Regions from separate parts of the Mus musculus genome. Here region 1 is linked to region 2. Evidence: chromatin loops called from intact Hi-C (ENCODE). Cell type or tissue: left cerebral cortex. All regions are shown on one strand. Region 1 overlaps Hlcs (holocarboxylase synthetase (biotin- [propriony-Coenzyme A-carboxylase (ATP-hydrolysing)] ligase)). Region 2 holds the start of Ripply3 (ripply transcriptional repressor 3).

Region 1 (2,500 bases), 58 kb after region 2:
AGGAGGCCATGGGAGCAAGCCAGTAAGCAGCACCCCTCCATGGCCTCTGCATCAGCTCCTGCCTCCAGGTTCCTGCCCAGACTTTCTTTGATGATGAGCTGTGATACGGAAGAGTAAGCCAAATAAACCTTCTCCCCGCCCCCTTGCTTTTGGTCATGGTGTTTCACCACAGCAATAGAACCTGACTGAGACTGGATCTTTTAGGCTCTCCATGGTTTGCCTGAGATTGTGTGGTGTTAGTACTTTAGCGTCTGCTTAGTTGTCCATTTATGGATGTGCATGTGCATACTTCAGACAGTCACCTATTACAGGGTTAGTAGGATTGTGTTTGGTTTGGGGATTATGCACAGGGCTGTGGGCATTTATGCACTCTGTGTTTGCGAGTGTGTGTGTGTCTGTGTGTGTGTGTGAGAGAGAGAGAGAGAGAGAGAGAGAGAGAGAGAGAGACATACTCAGATGGAATTGCTCGGTCATGTGCTAACCCAGCGTCTAACATCTGAAGAACCCTGAGATGATTCTTGAAGATGCTGAGCTATTTGCATCTCAGCCAGCAATGCATTCAAAGTCCGATTTCTCTTTTACAGTTTTACTTCATTACACTTATTGTTTGTGTACCTGTGTGTGAGCACGCACACGCATAGACTTTGGAGCACACGTGGAGGCCAGTGGACCACACTCACAGAGTCGGTTCTCTCCCTCCAACGTGTGGGTCCTGGGGGTGGAACTTAGGCCATCGGGCTTGGTGGACTTATTTGTAGCATCTTAGTATCATGCTCATGGTTGCAACAGCTGCCACTCACTGGAGACTCTTTTGGTAAAGGCTTGTTATTTATTTATTTATACTTATTTACGTATATGTGTGTCAGACCGGAAGAGGGAGATGAGTCCTCAGAAACAGCAGGATGTGCTCATAGGGGCCGAGCATCTCTCCAGCCCCCTGTGGCATTCCAGGCTCTCTTTGATCTCATTGCCACACAGATCTGAGGTGAGGTGACAGTGATGCTGTCATCTTCCCTGCTTTACAAAGAGGGTTGTGGTGCAGATGCTTGCGCAGCGCGGGAAGTGGAGTCTGAGTCCAGACTCTGCAGCCAGGCTCCCCTGGGAATCTTCGGAGATTGTGTGTGAGACGTTTCCATACAAAACTGGAAGGCTTTTCTCTCTGCGTGTCTCTCGCCCTCTAGTGGTGGGCTTGTGAACTGTCTGTGGTGTCTTCCCGTGGTAACCGGTGCCTGTTGGAAGGTTAGGATTCTGGGAATGGAGATCTGATGTGCCATCAGGTAGATCTTTGCAGCTGGCCCCCCACTTCTTGAAAATAGCTGGGGGTCAGGTTTCCTTTTACATTATTGGATTTTCTGGACTCTCAGGAGGGTCCTGTGCCTGTCACAAAAGGAACGTTGGGTTTACCCATGTCTGAAGAATGTCCCCGGTATCTTCCTTGTCTAAAGCAGCTGAGGCTTTGCTTACCTTCATTTATTTCTAAATTACATTTACTTTTATTTTAATATTATTTTTTAAATTGAATTTTATGGGGCTGTAGAGATGGCGCAGAGGTTAAGAGCACTGACTGCTCTTCAAGAGGTCCTGAGTTCAAATCCCAGGAATCACATGGTGGCTCACAACCATCTGTAATGAGATCGGATGCCCTCTTCTGGTGTGTCTGAAGATAGCTACAGTGTACTTACATATAATAAATAAATAAATAAATAAATCTTTTTTAAAAAATTAAATTTTATGTGCACGTGGCACCAGAAGAGGGCATTCGATCCCCTGGAACTGGAATTATAGATGATTGTCAGTCACCATGTGGGTGCAGGGATTTGAACTCAGGACCTGACCTGAACTCAGGTCCCCTGGAAAAACAGCAAGTGTACTTAGCCATGGAACCATCTCTCTTGCTCTCTGTTCTGATTTTTGAGGAAGGGTCTCACTACGTGGCTTATGTTGGCTTTGAAGTTGAGAGCCTCAGGCCTTAGCCTAATTGGTGCTGCTGGTGCGAGAGGCATCCGCCCCACAGCAGGCTCACATCAAATGGCAGAGTTCTGGTTAGTGCTCTGTAACCAATCACTCTTATCAGGTCAGCATAGAATGTCTGAGCCCAAACATCCTTGCTCCCAATCAAAGGCAACGTCTCGTAACCTGCCAGATAAGTCTGTCTGTCTGTCTGTCTGTCTGTCTGACTGTCTGACTGTAATCTGGTGTTGAGGAGGCCGAGGGTGAAGTGTTGTGTCTGGTCATTCTAGATGTGAGAGGTCCCAGCTTCCCCCTCTCCCTGTCTTTCACCTTCCTCAGGTTGTAAAATGGTCTGACTGCTGTCTGCCGTTAGCCTGCCGACCCGGGGACCCCTACCAGTTAATTGCTAAGGCAAGCGTGGACAACTTCAGCAAGCTTGGGGTGGCCTTCATGGAGGACAGGCTCCAGATGGACAACGGCCTGATAGCCCAGAAGATCGTTTGTAAGTAACTTCAGAAGGCGTCTCCGTGCTCAGGGATGTCACCAGGGT
Region 2 (2,500 bases):
CCAGCTGGATCAATTTCAGATCCTCAATACACGCAAGTGTTGCCCATTTCCTTGCCAGATATCCGCGGGGTCCCTGCACTTCAGACAGGAGTTTGCAGTAGTCGATCTCAGGTTAAGGAGCTCAGTGTCTGGGTGCACCTCCACCGGGGCCACAGGACACCCTCACCTTTCGGGCCCGCGTGGCAGCGGTAGCCTCCCGGGATCATCCCCCGGACAGTGGCAGAGGCGTCCCCGCGCCTCCCGGACTCCGGCCGCCTCCGGTCTCATGGTGCGGGTGTCGCGCGAATCTCTCAGCCCGACGGCGCCTGGTCCCCCTGGCTGAACGCGCTCACCTACCCGCTCACTCGGCGCCAGGTTTAAAAACTGGGGCGGGGCGGGGAGGGGACTCGGGGAAACTGCGCCCCGTGGGGAGGGGGAGGGCAAGGGACCTCGGGAAGGGACGGAGGAAGCAGAGGGTGGAGACCAGAAAGGCTCAAGGAAGAGAGCAGGGTCGGGACGGCGGGGAGGGGTGTGTGTCCAGAGTGGAGAAAGGACAAAAGAAAACCAGGAGGGTCACTGGCGGAGCGGGAAGCGCAGGGCGGGACAGACGGCCTACAGGGCCTCCGAGATGACGGGTGGCGGCTGCGCGTCCCGGGGAACAATTTTCCCCACTGCTGAGCAACTCCTGGGGCCGCTGCCCTCGGGGCTCTGATCCCTAAAAGCATGAAGCCCCACCCCGCACCCCAGTTCTCCCAGAGTTTCCCTTTCAGCACTGTGAGAGGTGGTGAGTGTGGGGCACAGAGTCCTCGCTACACCGAGGGTCAGGACAGCTCCACGAGTGGGTGACAGCTGGGTTTACGAAGCCAGGCGAGGGTTTAGGCGCAACCTCCGCACCGACGAAAGCCTTAAGATGGGGGAGGGGTGCTTCCTGTTAGGGGTCACCAGTCAGGACCCCGGGTACCCCTTTGCCCAATAACCTGTTCTCCAGTGCCAGGTGACTGCATGTGAACACTGTAGCTTGGTCTGTGTCATTTAAATTAAGTGACTCGGGTTTTAAAAACCGAGAGGGGTGGGGAATAAAATGTTTTCGAATGGTTTATTTAAGATCTGGGGAATATTTAACACCAATTAAGGGCAAATAGGAAAGAGGGAGTATTTACAAATTTTATTTACAGTATTAAAAGCCCTGAATATAAAGCAGGAAGCTGGGAGTGAGCAAACAATGTGAACTCACGAACACAGTTAAGGTGTCAGTGGTTTCTTGTTGTTTTAATAAAAAAACACCTAGATGTGGGTGCCTTTTAAAGAACTTTGATAACGTGTATCTGTGAGCCCAAAGAATGAAAAGGTATCTAGTGACAGCCAAGTGTTCCCAATAGTATGTAAAGGATGGGGGTATGTTATATAGCTGATAAAAACACACTCATGTTGAGCCATCACTCAGGAGGCAGAGGCAAGGGGATCTCTGTGAGTTCAAGGCCAGCCTGGTCTACAGAGTGAGTTCCAGGACAGTCTAAGGATGCACAGAGAAACCCTGTCTCAGAAACTTAAATAAATAAATAAATAAATTTGTGCAGGTCTCTTTTCTCTCCTAGTCCTGTGTCTGAAATCCAGGAACTCTACGGAGTCCTGAACACTATGGAAAATTAGATAAAAGGTTATTTTTAGATCATTTTATCTTATGTGTGTTTTACCTGCATGCAGGTCTGCCCACCATGTTACCTTTCCATCCTCTGGAACTGGAGTTACAGACGGTTGTGAGCCACCATATGGCCGTTGAGAACCAAATCTGAGTCCTCTGCAAGAGCAACAAGTGCCCTTAACCATTGAGCTGTGTCTCCAGCCCCTAGATACAAGGTTTAGAAAGAGGAGCTGCTTAGGGTAACTTTGTTTTTACATTTGTTTGTTTGTTTGTTTGCTTATGTGTATGGGCAAGACATGTGGGGGCCAGAAGACATCTTGTGGGGGGCTGCTCTTTCTGTCTCCCAGGTGGATTCTGGGATGAAGCTCAGCATTTCTTGGCTTCTTTATCTGATGAGTTATCTTACTGACCCAGCTTTAAGGATTTTTAAAATGTTTTCTAAATTTTCAACAATGAACGTATTGCTTTTTTTACTGTTGCAAAATAGAATTCAAACTTACCATTTTAATCGTTTTCAAATCTACACTTAAGTGAGTGAGATAAAGCACTCACATCCCCTTCCCATACCCACTTCATCCCAGATGCTTTTTTGTTTGTTTGTTTGTTTGTATTTTTTTGGTTTTTCGAGACAGGGTTTCTCTGTGTAGCCCCAGCTGTCCTGGAACTCACTTTGTAGACCAGGCTGGCCTCGAACTCAGAAATCTGCCTGCCTCTGCCTCCCGAGTGCTGGGATTAAAGGCATGCACCACCACCGCCTGGCTCCCCAGAAGGTTTTGATCCCACACTGAAGCTGCCCCTGCTTTGGACCTAGATTCCCCTCCCCCACCCTGGGTAACCACTACTCTAATTTCTGTATCTATAAAAGTAACTGTTGTGTTC

What was found. Peaks named below come from ENCODE experiments on the same cell type or tissue, not always from the same donor. Only the 100,000 strongest peaks of a DNase experiment are listed, where the experiment ranks them.
Region 1: a loop joins it to region 2, with 2.6 times the contacts of the local background. A loop is called at or near these places in 20 of 42 quality-filtered maps.

What each region holds. Positions count from the first base shown.
Region 1 is chr16:94,268,488-94,270,987 of GRCm38, reverse strand. Hlcs (holocarboxylase synthetase (biotin- [propriony-Coenzyme A-carboxylase (ATP-hydrolysing)] ligase)) reads left to right here. Exons shown (of 11, transcript NM_001360045.1): 3 at 2,290-2,452. Among named protein-coding and RNA genes, the nearest start is that of Hlcs, 21 kb to the left of the region's middle. In left cerebral cortex, a CTCF peak has its summit at 1,177 (motif pointing left); a DNase peak (open chromatin) is centred at 1,172.
Region 2 is chr16:94,326,264-94,328,763 of GRCm38, reverse strand. It overlaps Ripply3 (ripply transcriptional repressor 3), which reads right to left and starts at 342. Exons shown (of 4, transcript NM_133229.2): 1 at 167-342. The coding sequence starts at 267. In left cerebral cortex, no CTCF peak of the experiment used is centred here; no DNase peak of the experiment used is centred here; H3K4me3 peaks cover 934 bases.